Linked DNA regions of Homo sapiens: region 1 is linked to region 2. A link is an interaction called in ENCODE POLR2A ChIA-PET data of the cell type or tissue named here. Cell type or tissue: IMR-90. All regions are shown on one strand. Links, peaks and the distances in the headings refer to the core of each region. The heading gives the core; the rest is flanking DNA. Region 1 overlaps SAE1 (SUMO1 activating enzyme subunit 1). Region 2 overlaps ARHGAP35 (Rho GTPase activating protein 35).

What was found. ChIA-PET counts read pairs that join two places held together with the same protein. Peaks named below come from ENCODE experiments on the same cell type or tissue, not always from the same donor. Only the 100,000 strongest peaks of a DNase experiment are listed, where the experiment ranks them.
Region 1: POLR2A ChIA-PET joins it to region 2 with 17 read pairs; 2 of 35 experiments call an interaction of 5 or more read pairs at or near these places.

The regions. Positions count from the first base shown.
Region 1 is chr19:47,203,179-47,219,393 of GRCh38, reverse strand. It overlaps SAE1 (SUMO1 activating enzyme subunit 1), which reads right to left. Exons shown (of 9, transcript NM_005500.3): 8 at 15,654-15,723; 9 at 8,758-10,235. The coding sequence ends at 10,143. Among named protein-coding and RNA genes, the nearest start is that of MIR3190, 16 kb to the left of the region's middle. RefSeq lists enhancers at 8,368-8,662, 9,654-10,403. In IMR-90, for the core only: a CTCF peak has its summit at 8,516 (motif pointing left); DNase peaks (open chromatin) are centred at 8,513 and 9,283; H3K27ac peaks cover 1,944 bases.
Region 2 is chr19:46,948,396-46,964,610 of GRCh38, reverse strand. All of the region lies in intron 3 of ARHGAP35 (Rho GTPase activating protein 35), which reads right to left. Among named protein-coding and RNA genes, the nearest start is that of NPAS1, 63 kb to the left of the region's middle. RefSeq lists an enhancer at 500-1,699. In IMR-90, for the core only: no CTCF peak of the experiment used is centred there; no DNase peak of the experiment used is centred there; H3K27ac peaks cover 73 bases.

The DNA.
Region 1 (16,215 bases), core at 4,164-12,163, 250 kb before region 2:
AGAAAAAAAAAAAAAAGGAAAGAAAGAGAAAGAAGCAAGGTATAGGCCAGGTGTGGTGGCTCACACCTGTAATCCCAGCACTTTGGGAGGCCGAGGCGGGTGGATCATGAGGTCAGGAGATCGAGACCATCATGGCTAACAAGGTGAAACCCCGTCTCTACTAAAAATACAAAAAATTAGCCGGGCGCGGTGGCGGGCGCCTGTAGTCCCAGCTACTCGGGAGGCTGAGGCAGGAGAATGGCGTGAACCTGGGAAGCGGAGCTTGCAGTGAGCCGAGATTGCGCCACTGCAGTCCGCAGTCCGGCCTGGGCGACAGAGCGAGACTCCGTCTCAAAAAAAAAAAAAAAGAACAGCCTAGAAACATAGCAAGACTCCATCTCCACACACACAAAAATAATTTTTTTAATTCGCTGGGCATGGTGGCACATGCCTATAGTACCCACTACTCAGGAGGATGAGGCAGGGGGATCATAGCTTGAGCCCAGGAGTTGGAAGCTACAGTGAACTATGATCATGCCACTGCACTCCAGGGCAACAGAGGGGGACTCTGAAGCAGGGTATATAATTATATAATATTTACAGACACAGGGTCAGTCCCAGCTCCACCCTTTCCCAACTGTCCTTGCTGCTAAAGGGACACTAGGGGAAATGGCCCATCTGGATGGCCAGGGTGTGGTAACTGGCAACAATCACTTTGGAGAAGCATTTGATAAAACCGTGTGTTGGGATACGAATGTGTCCCCCAAAGTTCTTGGGTTGGAAATTTAACCTGCAGTGCTACAGATTTTAGAAGTGAGACATTTAAGAGATAATTACGTCACCAGGGCTCTGCTCTCAGAAATGCACTAATGCCATGACCATGGAAGTGAGTGAGTTTTCACGGGAATGGATTCCTTATAAAGAATGAGTTCACCCCTCTGTCTCAGATGAGATGCCTTCCGCTATGTTACAAGGAAGCCGGAAGGCCCTCACCAAATACCAGCCCCACCATCTGGGACTTTTCAACCTTCAGATTTGTGAGCCCATAGATTTCTCTTTTTTTTTTTTTTTTTTTTTTTGAGAGGGAGTCTCGCTCTGTCTCCCACAGAATCTCACTCTGTCTCGCAAGCTGGAGTGCAGTGGCACAATCTCAGTTCACTGCATCCTCTGCATCCTGGGTTCAAGCGATTCTCCTGCCTCAGCTTCTCTAGTAGCTGGGATTACAAGCATGCCCCAACATGCCGGGCTAATTTTTTGTAGAAATGGGGTTTCACCATGTTGGCCAGGCTGGTCTTGAACTACTGATCTCAAGTGATCCACCTGCCTTGGCCTCTCAAAAGGCTGGGATTACAGGTGTGAGCCAGCGCGCCCAGACAGATTTCTGTTCATTACACGTTTCCTAGTCTGTGCAATTCCGTTACAGCAAGACAAAACAGACTAAGACATGGTGTCAAGATGAGAATGCACATACCTTGTGGCAGCAATAGCTTTTGTGGGCGTCCCCCTTAGAGGAACACGGGTGCATACAAGTATCCAAGTACTGGCAATGCACAAAACCATCTAAGTATCCAACAGCAGTTGGTAGGGTAAATAGTCCCATGTGGTGGCCAGGCCAGGTGGCTCACACCTGTAATCCCAAAATTTTGGGAGCCCGAGGTCAGGAGTTTGAGACCAGCCTGGCCAACATAGTGAAACCCCATCTCTACTAAAAATACAAAAATTAGCCAGGCGTGGTGGCATGCGCCTGTAGTCCCAGCTACTCAGGAGGCTGAGGCAGGAGAATCGCTTGAACCCGGCAGGTGGAGGTTGTAGTGAGCAGAGATTGTGCTACTGCACTCCAGCCTGGGCTACAGAGTGAGACTCCGTCTCAAAAAAAACAAAAAAACAAAAACAAAAAAAACAATAAAAATACGGCCGGGCAGCCAGGCGCAGTGGCTCATGCCTGTAATCCCAGTACTTTGGGAGGCCAAGGCAGGCGGATCATGAGGTCAGCAGTTCGAGACCAGCCTGACCAACACGGTGAAACCCCAGCTCTACTAAAAATACAAAAATTAACCAGGCATAGTGGCAGGCACCTGTAATCCCAGCTACTTGGGAGGCTTAGGGAGGAGAATCGCTGGAACCCAGGAGGTGGAGGTTGCAGTGAGCCGAGACCGTGCCATAGCACTCCAGCCTGGGTGACAGAGCGAGACTCCATCTCAAAAAAAAAAAAAAAAAAAAGAAGAAAGATCGGCCGGGCGCAGTGGCTCACGCCTATAATACCAGCACTTTGGGAGACCGAGGCACGTGGAACACTTGAGGTCAGGAGTTCAAGACCAGCCTGGCCAACATGGTGAAACCCCATCTCTATTAAAAATACAAAAATTACCCAGGAGTGGTGGCAAGCACCTGTAATCCTAGCTACTCGGGAGGCTGAGGCAGGAGAATCGCTTGAACCCAGGAGGCAGAGTCTGCAGTGAGCCGAGATCATGCCATTGCACTCCAGCCTGGGCAACAAGAGCAAAATTCCGTCTTAAAAATAAATAGGGCCAGGTGTGGTGGCTCCCGCCTGTAATTCCAGCACTTTGGGAGGCCGAGGCAGGCGGATCACGAGGTCAGGAGATTGAGACCGTCCTGGCTAACATGGTGAAACCCCATCTCCATTAAAAATACAAAAAATTACCTGGGGGTGGTGGCGGGCACCTGTAGTCCCAGCTACTTGGGAGGCTGAGGCAAGAGAATGGTGTGAACCCGGGAGGTGGAGCTTACAGTGAGCTGAGATTGTGCCACTGCGCTCCAGCCTGGGCGACAGAGTGAGACGCAAAAAGAATAAAAAATAAATAAATAATAAATAAATACAACAATTGGCCGGTGTGGTAGTGGGCACCTGTAACCCCAGCTACTTGGGAGGGTAAAGCAGGAGAATTGCTTGAACCCGGGAGGTGGAGGTTGCAGTGAGCCAAGACCACGCCACTGCACTCCAGCTTGGGCAACAGAGCAAGACTCTGTCTCAAAAAAAAAACAAAAAACTTTTTTTGTCCGATGTAATCACACAACAGAATAGTATACATCCATTAGCGGGAATGAACTAGAGCTTTACCAACATGAAGAAAAATGACAGATAATGATGAATAAAAACTGCAAGTGGCAAAATAGTGGGTACATGGGTATTTATTAGAACATTTAGCTGAGTGAGGTGGCTCCCGCCTGTAATCCCAGCACTTTGGGAGGCTGAGGTGGGTGGATCACTTAAGGTCAGGAGTTCAAGACCAGCCTGATCAACATGGTGAAACTTTGTCTCTACCAAAAATATAAAAATTCGCTGGCATGGTGGTGGGAGCCTATAACCTCAGCTACTTGCTGGGAGGTGGAGGTTGCAGTGAGCCGAGATCGCGCTACTGCACTCTAGCCTGGGTGACAGAGTGAGACTCTGTCTCAAAAAAAAAAAAAAAAAAAAAAATTAATCAAATACTTCAAGAGAAGGCAGGAAAGGAGAAACAGGGGAACAAAAGTGGGACAAATGGAAAGCAAATGGTAGACCTAAATTCAACCATGTTAATAATTCTAAGACATATTATGAGAAAGGGGAGCCAGTTATGGGAAGGTGTCTCATCCTCTACCAAAGGGATGGCATGCACTGCAGTGAAGGCGAAGCAGGGCGTTGGTCTGGGTGTGAACACTCTCTGCATGGCCTTTGCCCTGCTCACAAGTATTTAAGCATGGAGATGGAGGTTCTTTTTTTTTTTTTTGAGACAGAATTTCGCTCTTTTTGCCCAGGATGGAGTGCAGTGGCACGATCTTGGCTCACCACAACCTCCGCCTCCTGGGTTCAAGTGATTCTCCTGCCTCAACCTCCCAAGTAGCTGGGATTACAGGCATGTGCCACCTTGCCCGGCTAATTTTGTATTTTTAGTAGAGACAGGGCTTCTCCATGTTAGTCAAGATGGGGCTTCTCCATGTTAGTCAGGCTAGTCTCAAACTCCCAACTTCAGGCCTTGGCCTCCCAAAATGCTGGGATTACAGGCGTGAGCCACCACACCCGGCCTCCTTTTTTTTTTTTTTTTTTTTTGAGACTGAGTCTCGCTGTGTCGCCCAGGCTGGAGTGCAGTGACATGATTCTCACTGCAACTTCTGCCTCCTGGGTTCAAGCAGTTCTCCTGCCTCAGCCTCTTGAGCAGCTGGGATTACAGACATGAGCCACTGCACCCGGCCACCTAGATGTTTTTTCTAAACATGATATTCTTCATGTTTATCCCGTTTGGGATTCACTGAGCCTTTAACATCTGTAAATTTCTGGCCGGTAGTGTTGGCTCACACCTGTAATCCCAGCACTTTGGGAAGCTGAGGCGGGTGGATCACTTGAGGTCAGGAGTTTGTGACCAGCCTGGTCAACATGGTGAAACCCTGTCTCTACTAAAAATACAAAAATTAGTTGGGTGTGGTGGTGGGCACCTGTAATCCCAGCTACTCAGGAGGCTGAGGCAGGAGAATTGCTTGAACCCAGGAGGTGGAAGTTGTAGTGAGCCAAGATCACATCATCGCACTCCAGCCTGGGTGACAAGAGTGAAACTCTGTCTCAAAATAAATAAATAAAAAGTAAAAAAATTACAAATTAAAAAATTAGCTGGGCGGCGTGCACCTATAATCCCAGCTACTTGGGAGGCTGAGGTTGGAGAATTGCTTGATCCCGGGAGGCGGAGGTTGCAGTCAGCCGAGATTGTGCCACTGCACTACAGCCTGGGCGATAGAGTGAGACTTCATCTCAAAAAAAAAAAAAAGAAAGAAAAGAAAGAAAAGTACCAGCCAGACGTAGTAGCTTACATCTGTAATCACAGTACTTTAGGAGGCTGAGGTAAGAGGATCACTTGAGGCCAGAGTTTAAGCCTGGGCAACATAGTGAGACCTCATGGCTACTAAAAATATGTATATATATTTTTTGAGATGGAGTTTCGCTCTTGTTGCCTAGGCTGGAGTGCAACTGCTCGATCTCGGCTCACTGCAACCTCCACCTCCTGGGTTCAAGCGATTTTCCTGCCTCGGCCTTCAGAGTAGCTGGGATTACAGGCATGTGGACAACACCTAGCTAATTTTTGTATTTTCAGTAGAGACGGGGTTTCACCATGTTGGTCAGGCTGGTCTGGTGACTCCTGACCTCAGGTGATCCAGCCACCTCGACCTCCCAAAATGTTGGGATTACAGGCATGAGCCACCGCACCCAGCCAATAATTTTAAAAACATTAGCCAGGGGGAACATGGTGAAACTCCGTCTCTACTAAAAATACAAAAAAAAAAAAAGGCCGGGCGTGGTAGCTCACGCCTGTAATCCCAGCACTTTGAGAGGCCGAGGCGGGTGGATCACGAGGTCAGGAGATCGAGACCATCCTGGCTAACATGCTGAAACCCTGTCTCTACTAAAAATACAAAGAATTAGCCGGGCGTGGTGGCGGGCGCCTGTAGTCCCAGCTACTCGGGAGGCTGCGGCAAGAGAATGGCGTGAACCCGGGAGGTGGAGCTTGCAGTGAGCTGAGAGCATGCCACTACACTCCAGCCTAGGCAAATGAGCAACACTCCAACTCAAAAAAAAAAAAGAAAAAGAAAAGAAAAAAAAAATTAGCCGGGGGAAAAAATTAGCCAGGTATGGTGGTGCCTGCCTGTGGTCCCAGCTACTCAAGAGACTGAGGTGGGAGACTCACTTTGAGCCCTCAAAATCAAGATTTCAGTGAGCCATGATTGCACACCACTGCACTCCAGCCTGGGTGGCAGAGTAAGACCCTATCACTAAAAAAACAAAACAGGCTGGGCACGGTGGCTCATGCCTGTAATCCCAGCACTTTGGGAGGCTGAGGTGGGCAGATCATCAGGTTGGGAGTTCGAGACCAGACTGGCCAATATGGTGAAACCCCGTCTCTACTAAAAATAGAAAAATTAGCCAGGCGTGGTGGTGGGCGCCTGTGGTCCCAGCTGCTCAGGAGGCTGAGGCAGAGGAGTTGCTTGAATCCGGGAGGCAGAGGTTGCAGTGAGCCGAGATCACGCCACTGCACTCCAGCCTGTGCAACAGAGCATGACTCTGTCTCAAAAAACAAAACAAAATAAAAAACAAGAACCAACTCCTAAAATGCATTTTTATACTTGCTAACCCTGGAACTTGGCTTTGGGAAGTCTTTCCTAAGTGTGCACAATGTCACACAGCAGCAGACTGATTCAATAGTTAATGGTTCACCTGTTTTGGTTATGGAATTTGATGCATGAAATACTGACAAGGATCTCCAAGACATATTGAGAAAAAAGCACATTGGAGAAAAAGTTATTTATGAATATGTAAAATAGCAGCTAACATTGAGCAATATTGATTCAAAGACTGATTTTTTAATCCCCACATATCTGAGGAATGTGCCACTATTCTACCCATTTTAGGGATGGGGTAACAGAAAGTAGTGTAGCGAGGGTCACATGGCTGAGTGGTAGAGTCTAGGTTTGAACATGGCAGTCTGGAAGGATTCACTCTCAACAGTTAACAGGGGTGACCTCCGGGGAGTGGATATGAAAGTGGATAAAGCTAGGCTGGGCGCTGTGGCTTACACCTATAATCCCAGCATTTTGGGTGCTGAGGCAGGTGGATTACTTCAGGTCAGGAGTTCGAGAGCAGCCAGGCCAACATGGTGAAACCCTGTCTACTAAAAGTACAAAAATTAGCTGGGCATGGTGGCCGGGGCCTGTAATCCCAGCTACTTGGGAGGCTGAGGCAGGAGAATTGCTTGAAACCAGGAGGTGGAGGTTGCAGTGAGCCGAGATCACACCACTGCACTCTAGCCTGGGTGACAGAGCAAGACTCCGTCTATTAAAAAAAAAAAAAAGAAAAAAGAAAAAGAAAAAAAGAAAGTGGATACAGCTAACATGTCCAAAAAGCATCTCATATTTCTCTCCAAAATGCAGTTTAGCTGTGAAGTCAGCTGCTCTTATTATGTGGCCAACATTGTGCTGACAGGCTGTGCCCTGCAGCGGAGAGGAATCTTCTCTTTATGCTTGTATATTGCTTGAATATCGTACAAGCTTAGGAACCAAATCCACCCACCCTTTTGGACCTAGTTGAAGGCCCTCTTTTATGAAGGCCGACATGATGTTTTCCAGTGACTACTGGGTCTCAGGGACTTGTGAAGGGAAGCCCAAAATCTTGTTCTCACTGAGCGAACAAGCCGTGCCACTACATGAATCTCTACTGAGTGCCCCGCACCGCAGCTTTCCCAGTCAGCGCCATTTCCATCTCTCCCTTGCTTGTGAGGTGAGCCTGTTTCCTTATCTCCAGTATGGGTAGGAGAACAGCATCTATCCCCATGGGGTTGCTGTGGGGATTCCAACTCAAAGAACAAGGATTCTGAAAAGTACCAGGCAGGTTGCATGGGTATAATGACCATTGGTTGTTATCATTAAACTTACCACCTGCAACCTAAGCCATCTCTTCCACACCTGTAATGAGCTAATAGAACATACGTCAAGATAACTTTTTTTTTTTTTTTTGAGATGGAGTCTCGCTCTGTTGCCCAGGCTGGACTGCAGTGGCACGATCTCGGCTCACTGCAACCTCCGCCTCCCAGGTGCAAGCGATTCTCCTGCCTCAGCCTCCTGAGTAGCTGGATTACAGCCACGCGCCACCATGCCCAGCTAGTTTTTGTATTTTTTTTTTTTAGTAGAGACGGGGTTTCACTATGTTGGTCAGGCTGGTGTTGAACTCCTGACCTCGCGATCCGCCCGCCTCGGCCTCCCAAAGTGCTGGGATTTTTTTTTCGAGACAGTGTCTCACTCTTTCACCCAGGCTTCAGTGCAGTGGTGAAATCCAGGTCATTTCAGCCTCAAACTCCTGGGCTCAAGTGATCCTCCTGCCCCAGTCTCCCAAGCAGCTGTGACCACAGGCACAAGCCACTATGCTCAGCTATTTCTTTTTTTGTGGAGATGGGGTCTTGCTTTGTTTCCCAAGTTGGTCACGAACTCTTGGGCTGAAGTGCTTCTCCCGCCACAGCCTCCCACCATGCCTGACTGACTGCAGATTTTGAGATGGAGTGTCACACTGTTACCCGGGCTGGAGTGCAGTGGTGCGACCTCAGCTCATTGCGACCTCCGCCTCCCAGGTTCAAGTGATTCTCCTGTCTCAGCCTCCCCCAGTAGCTGAGATTACAGGCACCCGCCACCATGCCCGGCTAATTTTTGTAATTTTAGTAGACAGGGTTTCACCACGTTGGCCTGGCTGCTCTCAAACTCCTGACCTCGTGATTCGTCCGCCTCAGCCTCCCAAAATGTTGGGATTACAGGCGTGAGCCACCACGCCTGGCCTTTTTTTCTTCATTTTTATGATTAATACAAACATCATGTGGCAGTTTATGAAATTTGTAGAAACTAGACATTTCTTGCCTGGGGCTGGCAGCTTTCCCCTCGATTCCTGAGGGGTCCTCTGGGTGACTTAATCTCTGCCGTTAGAGGTACAGGGTGGAAAAGTTTGAAGCTTCCGGGACGATTCTACAATTTTGTTTTTATCAATCCAGACCCACCTGCTCCCCCTTGTGACCAAGGCTGCACATTACAGTCAAGAGTATAATTAGCTCAGAATTTAAAGACCACGTGAAATTCATGCAGCAATGTAACTGCTGACCCTGACGCCACTGACTTGCACTAAAGGTGGCGAGACACGGATCCTTTCCGAAATGCAGCCCCTGTCTCACCTCCGGCGGGAGCAGGTGATGCAGGGTTGAGGAACAGAGGCCCTTCTGTAGTGAAGACCACTTTTCTCCCCGACTAACTGCTGCAGGATCAGAATAGGAAAGAGACTGATTTATTGAAACATCACACAATTTACATAAAGAAGAAACACAAGCAAGAGTGGGGTGAACTGGAACGCACTTTGGCTGCATCAAGGCAAACCTGGTCTTCCAATAAAAGCTCTGACCCGTAGCGGCTGTGGCACTTGGGGCATATGAAGCATCACTTTTGACTTCCCTTTATTATTATAATTCTTGCCACTGAAAATAGCCACTATTTAGCTGAATTATCCATTAGACAACTGGAGCCAGAAGCTTCTACACATTCTAGAATGTGAACAATTTAACTCTTGCTGCATCACCCAGAAAAAATGGTGGCAGGAATGGTGAGGGAGAGGAGGAATCTCTTGAGTTAGAGCCTCAGGTCTGAAAAGGCAACTGGTAGGATCATCCCATTCCCTCTCAGAAGCTTCTGAAGTGGAAGAAAAACAAGCAAATCCTAAAGCAAGTAACTTTATTATCATTCCTTTAAAAAGAACCAAGGAAAATTCACAACATATGTGAAACACAAACAGCTGTGGTTTAGGAGGTAAACAAAGGACCAACATAGCCCTGAAATGCAACAGCCTCTGAGTGACTTGAGCCGCATGTGACTGGGGTTCTGTTAAAAGGGCAGGCTCCTCCCTCCTAGCCCTGAAGCCCCAGGAACCTGCCTTGAAAGACAAGCTCTCTAATACTCAACTTGCAGGGTCTCGCCCTAACATCCAAGACTTGGTAGCATCTCCTTTCTCCCAAAACCCAGCTGGAACTCAACTAATCCTAAACGAAAACTCAAGAACAGCACACCAGATGCCACCTGTTGTTTGTCAGGGTCTCAAACTCCAGAGGAAATGCATTTGCCTGTCATGGTTTTCCTCTCTAAGGGCACCTGTCTGAACTTGGAGCTGTGCTTCCACTGGTGCCTCATGGGGCCTGGGCCTACTCTCCACCTGAATTCACACTTTTCTCTATAAGGTATCAGGTGGGGAATAAGTCCAAGAAGGTGACAAGAGGCTCCCGAGCAACAGAGCTTGCTCATTCCTGGCAGGCATCTCCCACAATGCCCCAGAGGGCTGGCGAGGCCGGGACAGCATAAGGACAGAGAAAGGGCAGAGGGGTGCTTGGAAGTGCTCATCACTCAGGGGAGCTGGCAGGCCCGGGATGACAGGCAGCCTGAACAGTGCTGGAACAAAGACAGCCACCCTGCGCCCCTTGTCGAGCAGCTGCTGGTGATGGGAAGCAGCACGTCGGCACCACCTCCTTCGTTGCAGGAAATGTTTTGTATCGGGCCAATGACTTCAGTTTTCCTTGCCTGGAGATGCCTTCATGAAGGAAGGGGACAGGGAATACAGGTGGGCATGCTGCAGTTGGCATCTCTGGGGCTGCCAAATCTTGAGTTCACTTGGGGCCAAGGCACTCCACAATCCCATTCCCCTTCATGCCATCGAAGAAGAAGAAGTTGTTGTGAGGAGGGTCCCGCTGAGACAGGGCCTGGGGAGAAAAATGAAAAGAGGGTTTAGCTCAAGTGCTTTAAGAGGAATAGAGGGAAAAAAAAATTCTAAAAGCAGTCTAGGGCAGTGGTTCTTAACTGGGGTCGATTTTGCTCCCAAAGGGCTATTTGGCAATGTCTGGAGACAATTTTGATTGTCCTATCTCCTTGCTCTGTCCCTTACAAGCTGTGTGTCCATGGGGAGATTATTTAACCTCTCCAAACATTACCTTATTTTCCTAACATGAGATTAAGAAATGTATTTGCCTGGGTTAAACTATGTATCTCAAAAATGTAAAACAGGCCAGGGCCAGGCACATTCACACCTGTAATCCCAGCACTTTGGGAGGCTGAGGTGGGAGAATCACTTGAGCCCAGGAATTCAAGACCAGTCTGTGCAACATGGTGAGATCCCGTCTATATGAAAACTAAAATAGGTGGGGCGCAGTGGCTCACGCCTGTAATCCCAGCACTCTGGGAGGCTGAAGTGGGCGGATCACCTGAGGTTGGGAGTTGGAGACCAGCCTGGCCAACACGGTGAAACCTGTCTCTACTAAAAATACAGAAATTAGCCGAGTATGGTGGCATGCTACTCGGGAGGCTGAGGCAGGAGAATTGCTTGAACCCAGGAGGCAGAGGTTGCAGTAAACTGAGATTGCGCCACCGCACTCCAGCCTGGGCGACACAGTGAGACTCTGTCTCAAAAAAAAAGAGAAAAAGAAAAATGACATAAATTAGCCAGGTATGGTGATGCATGCCCAAGGTGCCAGCTACTCGGGAGGCTGAGGTGGGAGGATCGCTTGAGCCTGGGACATTGAGGCTGCAGTGAGCTGTAATAGTGCCACTATACTCCAGCCTGGGGAACAGAGTGAGACCCTGTCTCAAAACAAAAAACAAACAAACAAAAAAACACCTTAAAACTAAAACAATGACTAACACTGTGTTGCACCACCATTGGGCAAACAGCAGAAATAATTATTCATGACTATTCAACTGAGAAAGGTGGCAGTTCTTAGGCTGTGGCCTTTATCACCTAAGGGGACACATTTAATCAAGGAACACACTGATGCAGAAGCGGGGGCTATTCCATGAGGACATAGAGTCGCTAGGCTTCCACAGGGGGTCAGGGCTGGGATCCAGAGGGCCTGGACAATGCTATTTAGCAATGGCAATGGTGATTATCTTGTGGGGTTACCAGACAGAGCACTTTAAAATACAAGAACAGGGCTGGGCTTAATGTCTCACATCTGTAATCCCAGCACTTAGGGAGGCCGAGGCGGGAGAATCACTTGAGCCCAGGAGTTCGAGACCAGCCTGGGCAACATGGCAAAACCCCATATCTACAAAAAATAAAAAAAATTAGTTGGATGTGGTGGCGTGTGCTTATAGTCTCAGTGCCTCAGGAAGCTGAGGTGGGAGGATCACTTAAGTCCAGGGAAATCAAGTCTGCAGTGAGCTGTGATGGCACCACTGTACTCCAGCCTGGGCAACAGAGAGCGAGAGAGAGGGGTGGGAAGGAGAGTGAGCACGTGGCCCTGTCTTTTGAGGCAGGGTCAGCCCCCGAAACAACATACTGAGTCTTGTATGCACATACATCTTTCTGAGAAAGGGTTCACAATTGTCACAAATTTTCAAACAGGTCCTTAACCCAGAAAGGATTGAAATTTCACCACAAGCTACCATTTAAAGAGGAAGACATCACCTAGGCAAGCTGCCAGGGCAGGGTTTAACGGTTCCCAGGAGCACCGTCCCATCATTCATGAGGAAGGTGGGGCTACACATCCTGAACTGCTCCTCTTCAAACTCAGCACCAAACCCTTTTCCTCATCCATAAAACAGGGACAATCACATCTACCATATACAAATAGTGTTAGTCAGCCATTTTTCCAGGGAAATTTTATTTATTTGTAAATGTTTTTAATTTTTTGAGATAGGATCTTGTTCTGCTACCCAGGTGGGAGGCACATTCTCGGCTTACTGCAACCTCCGTCTCCCCAGCTCCAGATATCCTCCCATACCCTCTTGAGTAGCTGGGACTTTTGTAGAGATGAGGTCTCCTCATGTTGCCCAAGCTAGTCTTGAACTTCTAGGTTCAAGCAATCCTCCCAAAGTGCTGGAATTACAGGCATGAGCTACTGCACCCAGTCAAGGGAACATTTATTAAGCATCTACTCTATGCCAGGTATTCAGCTAGACATTAAGGATTCTGAGGTCTCTGTCCACATGGAGCTTGGATCAGAAAGAAGTTTGCTTCTCTGGGCAAATAGGCAAATAAAAAGCACCTGCCTGCTAGAGTTTTGGTGAGAATGAAATGTGACTAGGCTTGTAAAGTGCCGAGCACGTAGTAAATTCTTAGTAAGTAGGAGCTGCTATTAATAATAATAGGGCCAGGAGTCCTTTACCAATACTGGGGATGCCACCAACCTAGCCAGGTGGAAGGGTCCAACAGTACACAGGTGGAACTCTTAGACCCTCAAACCCAAGATACAGGAGATGGTATGTGTTTTACCATGAACCTGGGATGGCTGCTGCTTTCACTATCACCTCTCTTACCATAGACAGGGAGACCTGCCGTGGACGGTGGGGATGGAGAGAAAGGAAAACTGCTTTAAACCCAAGGAAGTAGACATGGATATAAAATAGGGTATCTAGAAGGACGTAAGAAAGGAAAGACGCAAAAGATGATTCCAAAGGAGCAGACTTGCGCTTGACCCATCTCCTAGTGTAAGCTTTCCATAGGCGCTCAGACAGTGCCTCAGGAGAGAAAGGTGAGTCTGAGGCCCTTGGACTGCAGGCCCCGCCTGCCAGCTGGCTGAAGGCTGACCAGTAATAAGTATGAAGGAGTACTGGGGATGAGAGCAGGGCATGGGGTGACATGGGGCAAAAGGTAAAGTGCTTCCCAAGCAAGATGGGGTAGGAGGAGATTCCAAACACACCCAGCAACGAAGAATGCAGAGTACTCTGGCTATCTGGGATAAACAGAAACAAGATGCTGGGCACCAGCTGTCTCCAGCAGGCAGGAAGGAGGGGGCTGTGTGAGGATGGGGATGTGAGAAACTACCACCAACAATGGGGTCAAGGCTACCTGCCCCAACCTCCAGTCTCCATCCCACATGAAAAATTTAGGGGGAGCCCCTCAATGGGATGTGCAGAAGTAAGGCTGACAATGCAAGGGCAGCGGCCCTGGGGTCCATGCAGTCTCTACATGATGGTGCCATTGAAGGCAACACCTGATGCATGACTGCCCCGTGGTGAAGAGGACAGGCTCAGAAACCAGACTGCCTGGGCCCACATCCTGGCACCACACTCACTAGCCTGGGCAAGCATCTTCTTTCCTGCACCTTAGTCTCTCTTTTATAAACCAGGGATCACAGGAGTTCCTACCTCATAGGGCCGGTGGGAGATGAAATGAGTATCCACGTAAAAAACACTGTCTTTGTGTGGCAGACAGTGGGCTTTCAGTAAGTCTTGTCTATTATTGGTGGTGTCGTCATTTTAGGCTACAAAAATATGTACATTCCCATTCCCCACTTAGAACATTCCCATTGCTGCACTCTTTCCTGCAGTTTGTCTACAGGGAGCCTCAGAATCCTGCTCGAACAGTCCTCTGGGTGGCCATTACCCTCTTCTCAGATTGGGCATATAAACTGTAATTTTCACATCACTCTGGGCTATGTATAAAATGTGAGCAAGGAAAGAGGTATGGCCATTGCACACTTTTCTTCCCCCTCCAAATATCTCCTCGGTGCCCATTACATAGAAGAAAGTTAGATTTGATCAAAGGAAGAATTTAGACCAGAGAGAAGGATCAGAAAAAATAGACAAAAAAAAAAAAAAAAAGTAGCCTTAGGAAAACGGTGTGACTAACAAATTGAGCCAAACGCCTCCAGAATGTACAGACCCCAAGACAAAGTGTTAAGGGCTGGCCTCCAAACTGTCCTCCCAAGCTCAAACTTGACATGTACATGGACATGGCCAATCATTTAACCAGGCACGACTCTGCTCCATAAGAAAGAAGGAAAAAGCCTCACCGGAGTCCACGAAGGCAGCCAAGAACCTGCAAAAGGCAAATTTAACATCTTCGGGCAAATAGCAAAGTCTGCAAAGAATGTACAATATATTTGGGGGTATGGTATAGTTTTAGCAACCCAAATGTTCCAGAAGACCCTCAAAAGGCTGTGCTAGTTACTGGTTATGTGACCCTGTATAAGATGCTTCCCTTCTGAGAGACACACTAACACCTACCTAACAGGGTCACGGGTCATCCTGTACAGAGCCTTGAGGGGCTCCTGGTGTGTTCATGGGGACACAGAAACTGATTTCTCTACAAATACCTACAGTGTGTGGTTAAAAAGACGGGGGCTTGGCCGGGTGCGGTGGCTCACACCTATAATCCCAGCACTTTGGGAGGCTGAGGTGGGAGGATCACAAGGTCAGGAGTTCGAGACCAGCCTGGCCAATATGGTGAACTACTAAAAATACAAAAATTAGCCTGGTGTGGTGGTGGGAACCTGTACTCTCAGCTGCTCGGGAGGCTGAGGCAGGAGAATCGCTTGAACCCAGGAGGCGGAGGTTGCAGTGAGTCAAGATCATGCCACTGCACTCCAGTCTGAGAGACAAAGTGAGATTCTGTCTCAAAAAAAAAAAAAAAGGGGGGGGGTGCGGCTGGGTACAGTGGCTCATGCCTGTAATCCCAGCACTTTGAGAGGCTGAGGTGGGCAGATCACGATGTCAGGAGATCCAGACCATCCTGGCTAACACAGTGAAACCCTGTCTCTACTAAAAATACAAAAAAATTAGCTGGGCGTGGTGGCAGGCGCCTGTAGTCCCAGCTACTTGGAAGGCTAAGGTAGGAGAATGGCGTGAACCCGGGAGGTGGAGCTTGCAGTGATCTGAGATCGTGCTACTGCACTCCAGCCTGGGGGACAGAGCGAGACTCCATCTCAAAAAAAAAAAAAAAAAAAAAAAAAAAAGGGAGGGCTTTGATGTCATGGTGATGAATAGAGATAAACTGTACAGAGGTTAAGAGCACAGGTTCTGGAGTCCCTTTCATGGGCCCAAGTGTCTTCCTCTTAAGTGGGGATCATGATAGTACTCACTTATAGAGCTATGAGAAGCAGAATCCCTGACCAATACAACAGGCACTGGATAACTAATACAGTTAGGGGAGAGCAGATCACACCTTCGAGGCACTATGGCCAACTGTGAGCTAAGCACAGAGCAGGCACTCCAAGGTCATTTGCTGAATGGCACCTGGATGGGCCAGAGAAAATGGGATGAGGTGGAAATGGGGAGGGCATGAAACAAAGATGAATGGGGTGAGAGAAAGCAGGCAGCTGTCTAAGACAGTTTCCATTCTCTCTGTCAGCACATATACAAAGTCATGGTTAACAATTTTCTGCTCCACAGTGATGTTTTACCTTCACAATTTCCTGTGCCAAAATCCCTCCAACCACCGCACACACTGGGGCCATCTCGGAGAAGCAGTACCTAAAAGAGAGGAAGACAAGGAAAATGGAGCACTGGGAACAGAACTGTGACCATGACATCTGGAGAAATTCAGTAGTAGGCTCTCCTGAATAAAAACAACTTCTAGCAGGAGGGCCCGATTCAGATAGCAGTGTTAATGCTGGCATCTAGGCGTGAAAATGAAATCTGAGCAAGGGATTCATAAGTGGTTGGAAAAGACCTTTGAACTTTGGCAAGCAGAAATTCTTTCACAATACTTTTATTTTTACCTTTATAAGTTAAAGGAAAGACTATATCTGTGCTTCCTATATCTGTCCTAGAGATATCAGATGTTTCAGTGCCCTGGTCACATTCTCGCAATTCTCTTCTTACCCATAATGGCCAGTGGGTTCTATATGCTATTCCCAGACAAATGTCAGGGAGCAGGCCTGTGTTAACATGTAGGAAGCAAGGGAAATTTGAGGCGTGAAATTAAAGTATGAGGGCAGAAAAAGTCTTCACAACCCACATAGA
Region 2 (16,215 bases), core at 2,695-10,694:
TCAATGGGAGATTGGCTTATGGAGTAAAAGTAGACTTAAAGAATGATGCCACTGGCTGCGCATGCTGGCTCACACCTGTAATCCCACCACTTTAGGAGGCTGATGTGGGAGGATCACTTGAGCTCAGGAGTTCAAGACCAGCTTGGGCAACATGGTGAGACCCCATCTCTACGAAACATATTTTAAAAAGTTGCCAAGCTTGGTGGTGCATGCCTGTGGTCCCAGCTACTCGGGAGGATCACTTGAGCCCAAGCAGTCAAGGCTGCAGTGAGCCATGATCACGCCACTGCAGCGCTCCAGCCTGGGTGATAGAGCAAGATCCTGTCTCAAAAAGAAAAGAAAAGAAAAAAAAAAGTCACCTGCTCAGGTTCACAAAATAAATTACAAATTTAAATTTAAATTTATAATAATCTTGTCTGGGCATATAATAATGACTCATATAATAATGAGTCCGGTGGCTCATGCCTGTAATCCCAGCACTTCAGGAGGCTGAGGCGGGTGGATCACCTGAGGTCAGGAGTTCAAGACCAGCTTGGCCAACATGGTGAAACCCCGTCTCTACTAAAAATATAAAAATTAGCTGGGGGTAGTAGCACTCACCTGTAATCCCAGCTACTCGGGAGGCTGAGGCAGGAGAATTGCTTGAACCTGGGAGGCGGACATTGCAGTGAGCCGAGATTGCGCCACTGCACTCCAGCCTGGGTGACAGAGCAAGATTCCATCTCAAAAAATAAAAAAATTAAAAATAAATAAATAAAATAATCTCATCTCTGATGATACAGCATGGCATCTGCTGGCATTTGTGAAGCAGTATCACAGCAATAAACCATTATTAAAGCATACTACGTGGAGGACACCGATTAAGTCCCATGGGAGATAGAAAAATTAACAGCACTGTCGTGTCCTCTTTCGAGGTGACAGGGAGACAAGATAAAGGTGAAAAGTTAGATCACACTTAGATATAATAAAAGATAAGCTAAAAGTTAGGACCAGATGACTGCTAAACAGATGACACAGACAACTGGCATGGATGTCCACAGGAGGGACGGCAAAGTCAGCTCCAACAAGGATGGTCATCAGAGAAGAGGCACGCTTTCAGATGGGGCTTGGAAAATAGATGGGATTTGCTGAGGCCAGTGTGGAGGAGTGAAGGCACAGAGGAAGGGAAGCAAAAGAGAAGAAAGTGATGAAAGTGAGGAGGGGCTTGAACTGAGGTCCCACATGGGAATTTTCTGCTGAGAGAGTGCCCACTTTTAAGGCACCCCACGCAGATGTGCTACCAGAACAAGCAGTCAACAGTGTGTGCGTGCCAGCAAGCACTCAGAACACAGCATAATTTCCAATCAAAGACAACAGTTTTTGACCACAGGAAGTGCTCAAAATCATACTATGCCCTGAGTCACATAAGGTTTCCAGATAGAACCCCCACAGAAAAGTAAAGGAATCCTGGACGCTGAGAATCTCCCATCAGGGTAGCACACCATGCAAACAATTCCTTGGAGTTCACCACTCACCACCCTCCCAAAGCAGGCCCAGGAAGAATGAAACAGAAATCTGCTTTATTTTTATTCTGAGCAAATAATTTTACTAAAAAAGATAAAATTTTCTGAAATAGGCTAGCCTGAAAAGGAGTAGGAAGCAGCAGCAAAACGGGAAGGATGAGGATGCAGTGAGAAAAAGGACTAAGAATGAGAGGTTGAGGCCGGGCGCAGTGGCTCATGCCTGCGATCCCAGCACTTTGGCCAAGTGCGGGCGGATCACCTGAGGTCAGGAGTTCGAGACCAGCCTGGCCAACATGGTAAAACCTCATCTCTACTAAAAATACAAAAATTAGCTGGGTGTGGTGGTGCATGCCTGTAATCCCATCTACGTGGGAGGCTGAGGCAGGAGGCAGGAGAATCACTGGAACCTGGGAGGTGGAGGTTGCAATGAGCCAAGATCGCACCACTGCACTCCAGCCTGGGCGACAAAGCGAGACTCCATTTCAAAAACAAAAACAAAAGAATGAGAGGTTGGCCAGAGTAACAGAGAACCGAACTTTTCTCCATCAGAAACTTCCCCACCCTTGTCTACTGCCTGGGTGTGAGGCCTTGTGCTAGAATTTCTGCCCTAAACACAAGAGCATAAGCTATAAAACCAGAAATTCCATTTGACACATGAGCTGGCTCTGAGACTCTCCATTATTCTTCAGGGGCCTCAAGGTGAGAGACATTGTCACACATTCACGGCCTTTCCAAGTGCCAACAACATCACTAGCCAGTCTTGGCAAGGCAGGCCAGGGCTCTGGCTTCTTGCACAGGCTCTCAGAAACCCTGAGCTGCTCATATGGCAAGACAGTGGGGAATCTCTTCAACTCCTGGGTTCTTATCTTTAAAATGGAAGAGTTGGGACTAGAGGCTTTTTTAAAAAACAAACTCTTATTGAAAGATAATACACATTCAGAAGTTTACAGAGAAGTGTACGGTGATGGATTTTCACACAATGACCACACTTGTGTAAACAGCACCCACAGATCAAGACACAAAACATCCCAGCATTCCAGAAGCCTTTTGTGCCCTCTACCAGCCTCTACTCCCTCCCCAAGGATATCCACTATCCCAATCCTTTCCTTCCCTTCCCTTCCTTCCTTCCTTTCTCTCTTTCTCTTTCTCTCTTTTTCTTTCTTTCTCTCTCTCTTTTTTGAGGCAGGATCTCACTCTGTCACACAGGCTGGAGGGCAGTGGCGCAATCTCGGCTCACTGCAACTTCTGCCTCCCCGATTCAAGCAATTCTCCTGCCTCAGCCTCCCGAGTAGTTGGGACTACAGGTGTGCGCCACCACGCCCGGCTAATTTTTGTATTTTTAGTAGAGATGGGGTTTCACCATATTAGCCAGGCTGGTCTTGAACTCCTGACCTCAGGTGATCCACCTGCCTCGGCCTCCTAAAGTTCTGGGATTACAGGCATGAGCCACCGCACCTGGCCACTATCCTGATTTCTAATAGCATGGGTAGGTTTTCTGGTTTTCTACTTTATAGAAATAAAATATACAGTATACATTCTTTTATTTCTGGCTTCTTTTATTCAACGCGTCCATGAGATTCACCCATGTTGTGGAGAGGTGGACTGGATGACTGTAAGGCAGCTGCAATTCTAACATATTACCATTTTACCACTACCCTAATATACAGCTGATGGAGGTGCTATACTGGAGAGCATTTTGGCAATATTGTTTAAAATATAAAATGTACCTATCCTTCCATCTGCCTATTCCATTCTGAGGTATCTATCCTATAGATGTATTTGCATGCACATGTATGTGTGTGTATACATGTGTCTACACATGTATAGATAGCCAATGCAGTATTATCTATATTAACAAAAGACTGAGATGATGTCTTTTAACAGGAGACTGATTAAACAAATTATTATACAGTTGGCTGGGCGCGGCAGCTCATGCCTGTAATCCCAGCACTTTGGGAGGCTGAGGCGGGCGGATCACCTGAGGTCAGGAGTTCGAGACCAGCCTGGCCAACATGGTGAAACCCCATCTCTACTAAAAATACAAAAATTAGCTGGGCGTGGTGGCAGGCGCCGGTAATCCCAGCTACTCAGGAGGCTGGGGCAGGAGAATCGCTTGAACTCGGGAGGTGGAGGTTGCAGTGAGCCGAGATTGCGCCACTGCACTCCAGCCTAGGGGACAGGAGTGAGACTTCGTCTCTGAAAAAAAAAAAAAAAAGCCAAAGAAATACTCTCCAGTCAAGTTTTTCAAAGGCTGATTTATGCCCATCATTATAGGAAAATGTATGCAATACATTTTTAGGTGGGAAAAAGCAAAGCATAGAACAGCACATTCAGCATGGCTCCATCTGTATAAAAAGCAGCCCAGCACATTATATCTATTATGTGTAGACACATATACAGAAAGCTCTGGAAGGTACAATTTAAACTCTTAATAGCAGGTAACTTTGAGAATGAGAAAATGACTTTACTTTTTACTTCTAACGATTCTACAATTTTTTTTAACAAAATACGTGTTCATTGCTAAATTACTTTTCACACAATACAGAAATACGTGGAATAAACAGTAAAAGCCCTATTTTTTTCTCCAATCTGTTCTCTAATAAGAAACTCTCTTCTCTGCATGTAGACCAAAGAATGAAAACCTATGAAATTCTTCATATACAAAAGACCTGAGGAAGCCACAGGAATCTAGGGGTCTATCACCTACCGTCTCATACATAAGCTTCCTGCCTGAATGACTATATTGGTCTACATTGGCTCCTGTGGCACCCACTGCCTAGTCATGGAGGAGACATGTATTCCTTTTGTTTCTTAGCAGAGTGATACGTATACCCAAGAAGATGGGTACCTAATGACAGATCTGACTGAAATGCTAATAAAATTACAGGCAGACAGAAACAGCCAGGGCTAATGGAGAGAAGGCGGAAAAGGGCATAAGCACACATTCCTCAACAAGATCGGGTTACTTTTTTCTTTCTTTCTTTTTTTTTTTTTTTTTGTGAGACAGGTCTTGCTCTGTTGCCCAGGCTGGAGTACAGTGGTGCAATCATAGCTCACTCTAACCTTGAATTCCTGGGATCAAGCAATCCTCCCACCTTAGCCTCCTGAGTAGCTGGGACTATAGACATGTGCCACAATGCATGGCTAACTAAAAAAAAAAAAAAAATTTTTTTTGTAGAGGCAAGGTCTTGCTATGTTGCCCAGGCTGGTCTCGAACTCCTAGGCTCAAGCGATCCTCTAGCCCCTCTGCCTCCCAGCATGCTGGGATTACAGGCTGGAGCCACCACACTCGCACCTGGCTTCGAGTTACCTTTAAATGGCACAAAAGGAGCAGTTTCTAAAACAATGGTAGTGAGGAAGTCATCATCAGTAGACAAAATATAAAGACCATTTAAAAAAGGAGGTTTTTGGGTGGGTGCAGTGGCTCACGCCTGTAATCCCAGCACTTTGGGAGGCTGAGGCGGGTGGATCACCCGAGGTCAGGAGTTTGAGACCAGCCTGGCCAACATGGTGAAACCCTGTCTTTACTAAAAATACAAAAATCAGCTGGGCGTAGTAGCGGGTGCCTGTAATCCCAGCTACTTGGGAGGCTGAAGGAGGAGAATTGCTTGAACCCAGGAGGCCAAGGTTGCAAGTGAGCAGAGATCCTGTCATTGCACTCCAGCCTGGGTGACAAGAGTGAAACTCTTGTCTCAAAAAAATAAAAATAAAAATAATAAAATAAAATAAAAATAAATAAAAAAAGGAGATTTTTGGCTAGGTGTGGTGGCTCACACCTGTAATCCCAGCACTTTGGGAGGCCGAATCACTTGAGCACAGGAGTTTGAGACCAGCCTGGCAACATGGCAAAACCCCATCCTACAAAAAATACAAAAAAGTAGCCAGGTGTGGTGGTGCATGCCTGTAGCCCCTACCTGGGAGAATCACCCGAGCCCAGGAAGTCAAGGTTGCAGTGAGCTGTGAGATTGTGCCACTGCACTCTAGTCTGGGCAGTGAAGTAAAACCTTGTCTCAAATAAATAAATAAATTTTTTTTTAAAAAAGGAGATTTTCCAGAATGCTAAATTTATTTTACTTAACTGTACTTCGTTTAAAAACAGCAGAATAAAGATTTTACCCTTTTTCCTCTGGAGAATCACACAAAAGCAACCAGGAGAATGAGAAACAGAAATATCACCTATTTGACAAAACTGGAGACATCTGTGACCTCAATCCCCAATATATGAGTAAAAACGGCCAAATGCTGTAAAGGTCAAATGAGGGCGTGGGAAAGTGATGAAAGAGAATGCCTGTTGTTACAGATGTCAGAGAAGGCATGCAATTGCAGTTCTCAAAAGCAAATGCTTCACTACCAGGGTGCAAAACCATTGTTTCAAACAGTGGGAACTGGTTCAGGGACTCCTGACTGAGCCTTCCTCAGATCCCATCTGGTGTGCAGGATCATACATACAGGTCCAATGTGCAGGAAGCGGTCAATCAACGAGGTAGAGCAACAGAGAGCAACTGCCTGGAGCAGCTCTCCGATGGCCAGTTCCAGATGTCTGAGGAAAAAGCCTCGCAGTGTCATCCACACATAAAATATTTAAGGAAAACTCCTGCTAAGCTAGGCCCTCCTCCCATAGTAGTTTTCTACAAATTTGTTAGACTAGGAAGGAATCTTCAAAGAGAAATAATTTAAAAAGGATCTGGCACACACTAAACCATACACTTTTTTTTTTTTTTTTTGAGACGGAGTCTTGCTCTGTCGCCCAGGCTGGAGTGCAGTGGTGCGATCTCGGCTCACTGCCAAGCTCCGCCTCCTGGGTTGACGCCATTCTCCTGCCTCAGCCTCCGGAGTAGCTGGGACTACAGGCGCCCGCCACCATGCCCGGCTAATTGTTTTGTATTTTTAGTAGAGACGGGGTTTCACCGTGTAAGCCAGGATGGTCTCGATCTCCTGACCTCGTGATCCGCCCGCCTCGGCCTCCCAAAGTGCTGGGATTACAGGCTTGGGCCACCGTGCCTGGCCTTAAACCATGCACTTAAAAATGATTAAGATGGTGGCCAGGCATGATGGCTTGGGCCTGTAGTCCCAGCTACTCAAGAGGCTGAGGCAGGAGGATCGCTTAAACCCAGGTGTTTCAGGCTGCAGTGAGCTATGATCGCACCACTGCACTCCAGCTCCCTCCTCAGTGTTCTCACAGTATTTTGAACATAAGAAATCTCCCTCCTTCTATACCTATTCCCCCATTCTCATTTCCTAACTCCTAATAGCAGAGACCATGCCCTATGCATTATCTTCTGGCCTGCTGGAGAGGCTCATTAAACATCCTCATTGCACGAATGCGAGAAGCACAGATCCTGAACTAACAGTCAGGTGTGTTCTGATGCCAGCACCAATCACCTTGCCACTGTACCAAAATAGTTACTGTGCCCAATCTCACAAATTTATTCATCCTATTTAGAGGAATAAATCATCTAAGCCACACATTTAACAGTTTAGTTATTTATTTATTTTTGAGATAGGGTTTAACTCTATTGCCGGTCTGGAATGCAGTAGCGTGATCGCAGCTCACTGAAGCCTTGAGCTCCCAGGCTCAAGTGATCTTCCTACCTTAGCCTCCCAAGTAGCTGGGACTGCAGGCACATACTACCATGCCTGGCAAATTTTTTATTTTTTGTACAGGCAGGGTTTCCCTATATTGCTCAGGCTGGTCTCAAACTCCTGGGCTCTAGTGATCCTCCTGCCTCGGCCTCCAGAAGCACTGGGATGGTCACTGTGCCCAGCCCTACTTAACAGTTTAAATCACACTTTTTAAAAATGATGAAGGATGGTACCATTTGAATAGCAGTGTTAGAAAGTCTGCTTTGGCCGGGCGCAGTGGCTCACGCCTGTAATCCCAGCACTTTGGGAGGCCGAGGCGGGTGGATCACGAGGTCAGGAGTTTGAGACCATTCTGGCTAACATGGTGAAACCCCGTCTCTATTAAAAATACAAAAAATTAGTTGGGCGTGGTGGTGTGTGCCTGTAGTCCCAGCTACTCAGGAGGCTGAGACAGGAGAATGGTGTGAACCCGGGAGGCGGAGGTTGCAGTGAGCCGAGAGATGGCACCACTGTGCTCCACCCTGGGCGACAGAGCGAGACTCCGTCTCAAAAAAAAAAAAAAAAAAAAAGTCTGCTTTAAGAACAGCTAATGATAATTTGTAATTAGTAAGATGAGAGCTATACATATGCCTCAAATGTTTAGAAACCACTGGTTAAACGTAGGAAGATATATGCATACATAAAATACTGCTTATCATCATCATGCCTGTTTAACAGATGAGGAAACTGAGGCTTAGACAGGGTAAGTCACTTGCCCCAGATCACACAGCTACTGGGTAGCAGAGCTAGGCCTGGCATCCAAAGAGACTGACTCCATGTGGCTGCTCTTAATCACACTGATGTATTACAGTCTGAGCAGCCCTCAACCAAAATAGTTGGGACCAGAAGTGTTTCAGAATTTGGAATATTTGCATATAAGTAATGAGGTATCTTGAGGATGCGGTTGGGTGTGGTTGCTCACGCCTGTAATCCCAGCACTTTGGGAGGCCGAGGCAGGAGAATTGCTTGAACATGGGAGGCGGAGGTTGCAATGAGCTGAGACCGTGCCATTGCACTCCAGCCTGGGTGACAGAGTGAGACTCCCTCTCCAAAAAAAAAAAAAAAAAGATATCTTGGGGATGGGACCCAAACCTAAACACAAAATTTATTATGTTTCACATATACCTTATACACACAGCATAGAAGGTAATTTCATAAATTTTTTTTTTGAGACAGGGTCTTGCTCTATCACCCAGGTTGCAGTGCAATGGTGCAATCTCAGCTTACTGTGGCCTCTGCCTCCCAGGCTCAAGTGATTCTCTCACCTTAGCCTCCCAAGTAGCTGGGACTACAGGTGCACGCCACCACACGTGGCTAATTTTTGTATTTTTAGTAGAGATGGCGTTTCTCCATCTTGCCCATGCTGGTCTCAAACTCCTGGGCTCAAGTGATCTGCCCGCACTGGTCTCTCTAAGTGTTGAGATTACAGGCATGAGCCACTGTGCCCTGGCCTCGTGCATGAAACAAAGTTTTGACTGTGACCACATGGGGTCAGGTGGGGAATCATGTTGGTGCTGAAAAATGTTCAGATTTGGGGCATTTTGGATTTCAGATTAGGGATGCGTGACCTGCATTTACCCTGTCTTGTTATATGATGGTCATACATGGGTGTAGTATGCAGGCTCATTTTTACTTAAAAAATACTTTCAAGAGGAAAAATTTGACAATCATACAGCAATTACCATTTTTTAAAAAGGAAATCATTTTTTTCTTAAATGGTTTAAAGGGTTGCTCTGTAATCTAGCTTGTGTTATTTAAATGCTGAGTAAGTCCTTCCCTTCAAAGATCACTCTGATGATAAAGCATAAAGCTTCCTGCCACAAATACAGGAAGTATGAAATACTGCACTCCAGCCCGGGTGATGGAAAGAAACCCTGTCACAAAACAAAACAAAAAACATCGTATGAAATTACCTTCATGCTATGTGAATAAGGTATATATGAAACATAAATGAATTTTGTGAGGCTAAAATTAGGAAGGTACTGTTGGTCTGACATAGCTGCTGCCAAGAAGGCTGCTGAAAGGCTGGCTGTGTGGGGGCAATGGCGACTCCTCTCAGGCTCTGTCTGTCACGGAGAGGGTGACATGAAATAATGCTTATCAATGTTAGCTATCCTCATCATTATTGTTATTCAAACAGCTACTACCACATCCTTGCCATCTGATTATGTTCATCTCTGCCCATTTAAAAGTTTTCCAAACTAGACGAACTTATCATTAATACCTATACTTAATATAATGCCCCACTATCCCTCCCCCGCTAGGAGTTGTATCACATGGACGGGGGCGGCTTAGAATCAAGGACTGTTACATTGAGTTCTGCTCAGGCTGGGTCTTTTGCCTTCTTCTTCTTCTTCACCTCGTGTTAGTGATATTGAAACGACAATAATAAATACACAACCTACTTTTTCAAGTCAGACCCTGCCAGAACTATGCCTAAGACTATCCAAGGCTCAGAAGAATTTTGAATTTACCCAGATTCAGGGTCCTTCACTGGCTTCATGGGTTACGGAGAAGTAAGTGCTCTCCACAGATAGCCCAGCCCCAGGAAGTGAAACACCTCATTATTGATTAAGCCCAAACGGCTCCTGACAGCCGTAACAGAAGAAAAGGTTTTCTGTTGTGGCTTTTAAAACAAAAAACAGATCACAGAACAGAAACACTGATTGTAGTTTCAGTTATCAGGAGCTTTGGACTATGTACTAGAAAGGTCTTGTTTCAACCAAATTGCAGCTTACATGAAAAGATAAATTGTGTGAGTTTGTTTGTTTTTTAAAAACTGTTGGGAGGCTACGAATTTAAATAGCCAAAGGATGCCAGCCAAGAGTGAAAGAACGCAAACTGGGGTGAAATCACAAGGCCTTGCACCATCTTTGTTTGAAAAAGTGGGATTCAGTTGTCTGATACCCAGTCAGCTTACATTTCAAACAGTAAACCACCTGGGAGCCGGGCACTACACAAAGGCGTGAGCTCATCTCTTCAGACCACGGCTCTCAAGTGGCATTTGTCCACGTCTTCGTCCACCTGTCTCAGCCCTTCTGACTTTCAGTTGCCTCAATTCCCATTTCTGCTGACCCAATTGCTGTGTTCTGGTCATGTGGACACAAAGATCCCTGATGGAGGACTCTGGAGAGCCAGGTCCCATGGGGACACATGAATCAGGAAAGAAGGGGCCCCTGCCTTAAGGCTCTCAGGTGTTCTGATGCCTGAGTTGGTCACCTTGCCATCTGTCTTAGCTGCTTGGGTTGCCATAACAAAATACCACAGACTGGGTGGCTTCAACAATAGCTCTCTTTTTCTCATGGTTCTGAGGGCTGGGAAGTCCAAGATCGAGGGGCCAGCCTATTTGGTTTCTGGCAGGGCCCTCCTGCTGGCTTACATACAGACAGCTGCCTTCTCGTGTCCTCACATGGCAGAGGGAGGAGAGCAAGCTCCCTCCTGTCTCTTCTTCTAAGGAGTGACAGACAGAAACAGTATCCCTAACACAAGGGGACAGCTACTATAATCGAGGCATGTCTAGAGTGTGAAGGCTTCGGAAAGGATGGGAATGTGTTAGATGGGAGAGGAAACAACATATTAGGCAGCAGGAACAGTGTTTAACAACGACGCAGAGGCACGACACCGTGTGAAGGTGCTAAGGAGTCCAGTGTGAAGGAAGATGGGCTTGGAAAGACAGGGTTGGACGGGAAGTGACCCGTCTGCTTACTGTGCTGAATTCTTCCAGCTGGGCTCCAACCTGGGCTGCCCCCACACTGGAGTGTGCTACTCTACCCTTTCAAGTATGAAGGAGGGGTTTGGTTGAACCCATGCCGGCAATATGGGGGACTGGGTATACATCCAGAGAAAGGAATAGCAGAATGGAGAAAGATTTGCAGAAAGGCAGCTAGAACAAGAACACACAAGTCCTCAAGGGCGAGGACTGTTCTCTACAGAGCAGCCAGTTATTTTATTAAGCAAAGGCCAAGTCCTGTCCCTCCACTCCAAACCCCTCAATGGCTTCTTACCTCACTCAGAGTAAAAACCAAGCTCTTTCCCAGGAATGTCCTGGCCTCTGGACGTTTGCACTTGCTGTTCTCTCTGTCTGAAAGGTTCTTCCCCAGGAAATGGCATGGTTCTCTCCCCCATTTCCTTCAGGACCTTCTCAAAAGCCACTCTTCCCCAGCCCTCCTTATCTAAAATGTTAATGTTCACCCCGGACATTTCATACCCCACCTTTCCTGCTTCATTTTTTTCCTTCCCAAACACTAATCACTAAGGTTCTTTACATTTTACTTCTTATTATCTGTCTCCCCCCGGGTTATAATGTATGCCACACGAGGGTGAGGATTTTGTCTGTCTGGTCCAATGCTGTATCACCAGCATCTTAAACAGTGCATGGCACATAGTATAAGATGCTCAATATATACTTGCTGAATATGCGAAAAAAGGAGTGTCTTCACAGTCCTCCAGCTCTCTGGAGCCAGGCAGAGAAATAAATGCACAAAGGACCACTTAAAGAGTGATGTAGGGCCAGGCATGGTGGCTCATGCCTGTAATCCCAGCACTCTGGGATCACTCAAGGTGGGCAGATCACTCAAGGCCATGAGTTCAAGACCAGCCTGGGCAACACGGCGAATCCCCATCTCTACAAAAAATACAAAAACTGCTGGGCGTGGTGGCACACACCTGTGGTCCCAGCTACTCTGGAGGCTGAATTAGGAGGATCACCTGAGACCCAGGAGGTCGAGGCTGCACGCTGCGAGCTGAGATCGCACCACTGCACTCCAACCTGGGCAACAGAGGGAGACCCTGTCTCAAACAAAACAAAACACAACACAACAAAACAAAAACAATCCTCATAGTCCTAATAAGGTGGGCATTATTATTAGCTGCATTTTGCAGAGGAAGAACAGAGGCTCAGCAATGTGAAAGAGTTTAGCCAAGTGGCAGAGCTGGGATTTTTGTTTGTTTCGTTTTAGATAGTTTTCTTGTTAAGCACGTGGAAATACTTTGCACATTTGAGAATTACTGACTTCTTAAATGCTCTTTTGGAGAAACAGCGAATCATTCATGTAATATAAACACAATTACAGATTATTTTGCAGGAACTTTTTTAGTTATGGGGCTTACTTTTCATAAGATAAATAATAGTTCCTGCTTTCAAATCATTTTGACAATTTATTTGGAGGATCATAAATTTAAATTGAACAGCACAATTAATGTAATAAATGACACACTCATTCAGAACTTTGAGTATTCATAGTTTTAATATTCTATTCTAAAAATAATGTATTTTAAAAATGGATACATAATTATACCTATTTACAGGATACATGTGATATTTTGATACAAGGATACAATGTGTAATGATCAAATCAGGATGATTAGGATATCCATCACCTCAAATATATATCGTTTCTTTGTGTTGGCAACATTTCACATCTTGCAGTTATTTTGAAATATACAATAAATTACTGTTAACTATAGTCATCCTACTGGGCTATCAAACACTAGAACTTATTCCTTCTAACTGCATTTTTATATCCATTTAAGCATCCTCTCTTAATCCCCCATCCCCCTTCAGTTGGGATTTTAAACCAATTGTACCAATTCCAAAGTCCATGCTCTGACCCGCCCTGCTATGACATGAGGAATGCAGAAGGGAGAACAAGTCACGTGGGCTACTCTCCCTGGGGAGACACCCATACTGGGTCTTGAAGACCAGGAGCCTCTGCATGGGGGACTTGGCAAATGAAGGGGATGGCCAGCACAGGGGCCTGCCTAGAGTGGAAGATGCATCTTAGATCATTTCAATAATAACACCAACAACAGTAGCAAATTGACTACTTACAACCTGCCAGGTACTGTTATGAGGTCTCTAACATACTGAATCATCTCATGACTCAAAGTACCATCATTATCCCCATTTTATGGTCAAGGAAACTAACAATGGAGAAGTTAAATATTTGCTTGTAAGCAGCAGAGCTGGGATTTGATTCCAGACAGTTTGGCTCCAAGTTTGTCCTGTACATACTATACACTAGCAAGAAAAAAAAAGGCCATCAAAACACACATGGCACAACCATGCACATGCGCAGTCCCCAAGGGCATGCCTCAAAAGTACTCAGTTGGTTTCTCTGGGCACGTCCCACAGTTCCTTTCGGTACAGCTGCATTCTGTACTTTCCCCATCCCCGCCCCCTGTCCTGGATGTATTTGTTATGAGGCTGTCTCCCAAAGGCCTGTGATCTAATGGCAAGCATTTTCCCCTGAAGACGCTAGCATCAATTAGTGGTGAAATTTAAATCTGCCACGCAGAAAGCACTCTACTCATTTACCCAGGCAAATGAGCTGCATAGGGGGAAGGTCACAGCCTAAGTATTCTGGCAAAGGCCGTTTGATAGAGGGCTTCCATTTGCAGCTGAGGAGCTGAGGGTAACCTCTGACCTGCAAATGATGGAGACAAACTGGTCCACAGCTGCCGGGCTCCACATTCGCCCTGTAAAGGGACTGGGGTAAGAGCCTCATTTCTTGACTTGCTCTCTTTCCTCTCCTCACAAACTGCCCACAAGGCTGAACCTTTCATTTTGGAGTCTTGGTGAAGACTTGTCTCACTGCTAGGTGTTCTTGTTGACACCTACTTCTCTGTGCCACAAATGGCCAGCATTTCATCAGAGAGCACTGTCCTATGATGGCCCGGCAGGTAAAAACCATGGGGTCATCAAGATGTGTGCAAACCACAGACTCAATGCAAAACCACAGAGAGAGCCACAGCGAGGTAATGGAGGGCCAGCCAGGCCTCAGTAGATGGCAACGATCCAGCTGGGGCAAGAATGTGGTGATAGCTTTGGGGAACCCACACTCACCCTGCCAGAATCACTCCTTCAGCCCCGAAGATACAAAAACACACCACCACAAGCTCAGTAACACAGAGAGATCCCCTGACTGCCTCTGCCATCAGCCTCAGAGATTATTACCCCTTCAGGGACTGATACGTGCTTGGAGACATCATTTAAATCATTGTGTCCAACATGCTAAACTGAATTATTCAAAACTGCCTCCCTTCTAGGTATACACACCAATGTAAGTGCACACATATGTACACCAAAATTCATGTACAGGAATGTTCACAGCAGCACTATTCATAACTGCCCCAAACTGGAAAGTACCCAAATGTCCAGGAAGAGTGGAAGAAAGAAAGAAATTGTGGAATATTCACATGATGAAAGTCTACATAGCAATGAGAACGAACCATTTACAATCATACACAACCATGGATGAATTTACGGATTTAATCATGTAGCTGAATCTCATAATGTTAAGTGAAAGAAGCCAGGTACAAAAATGTGCATTTGGTATGATTCCATTTTTAAAATACAAAAGCAGGCAAAAGTATTCCATACCATTGGATGCCAGGATACTGGTTATCCTTTGTTGAGGGATGAAATGACGAGGGGCCTTTGGGGGTGGCCGTCTTCTGTTTTCCTGACCTATGCAACCAGTGCCCAGATGGGTGTGCTTTTCTTAGTGTGTGTTATATTTCAAGGAGAAGTTTTAAAAACTGCCTACAGACACTGCCCAGTCTCATCCATTACTGTTTTGGGGAAACGTCCCATTGGGATTTCCACACCACAGCAGGTCAGTGACAGGAGCTACCAAAATAATGGCTAACATTGACCGAATGATCACTATGTGCCAGGCACTACTCCAAGAACATTACAAACAGGATTTAATTGTCAAAAACTCCCTTTGAAAGAGTTGTTATTTTAATTCCCAATTTGAAGGAACAGAAAAATGAGGCTTAGAAAGTTTAGGTGTCTTGCCTATGGTTGGCCAGCTACTCCTGCCTGGCAAAGGTGGGGTGTCAGCTGTGACTCCAAGTTTCATGGGTTTCACATCTGACTAGGCTAGTGGAAAACGAGTTCACGGTACAAATGGAGAAGTCACATGAGACCCCTTTTTTGTTGAGTTCAGGCCACTTGTTTTATAAATGTATCATATTCTGGGTTTGTCTGATTGCTTCTCCCTGATAAAATTCAGGTGAAATATTTTTGGCCAGGAGGCACAACACAATGTCGGGTTCATCCAGTAGAGATGCTGAGTGTAACTACTTTGGTAAGGTGGTAATACCCAGATCTTTAAATTATAAAGGTGTGGTCCCCCTTTGTAACTAGTAGTTAATGCGCTAGATGATATTTTGAAATTATATAAACAGCAAGTTTCTTCAAAACTGTTCCCCAATGACTTCTTTTTTGTTTTGTTTTTAAAAATCAACTTTATTGAGGTATAATTTATATACAGTAAACTGTATCCATTTAAAGTATACCATCTGATAATTTTTTTTTTTTTTTTGAGACGCAGTCTTGCTCTGTTGCCCAGGCTGGAGTGCAGTGGCACGATCTTGGCTGGCTACAAGCTCCGCCTCCCGGGTTCACGCCATTCTTCTACCTCAGCCTCCCGAGTAGCTGGGACTACAAGCGCCCGCCACCACTCCTGGCTAATTTTTTGTATTTTTAGTAAGGACGGGGTTTCACTGTGTTAGCCAGGATGGTCTTGATCTCCTGACCTTGTGATCCACCTGCCTCGGCCTCCCAAAGTTTTGGGATTACAGGCGTGAGCCACCGCGCCTGGCCCGATAATTTTGAAATATGTAATACATGAGTGAAATGATCACAATTAAAATATGGAATACTTCCACCACCCACAAAAGTTTTCTATTGTCTCTTTGCAATCGATTCTTCTTGCCATCCCAGCTTCCAGGCTACCACTGGTTGGCTTCACATTAGTAGGTTAGTGTGCATTTTCCAGAACTTTCTAGAAAGGGAACCGCGGTTCATGGTCTTGTGTGTCTGGCTTCCATCACTCTCAGAAGCATAATTTTGAGATCCCACTGTTGTTACACACAGCGTACTTATTCCCTTTAATGAATGAGAAGTATTCCATCAGATGGATGGACCTACTGGTCTATTCACCTGGTGGTGGACATCTGGGTGGCTCCTAGTTTGGGGCTGTCATGAACAAAGCTGCTAGAAACAGCTGAGTACAAGTCTTAGTGTGAACGTATGTTTTCATTTTTCTTGGGCAAATACCTAGAAGTGGGATGGTAAGTGTAT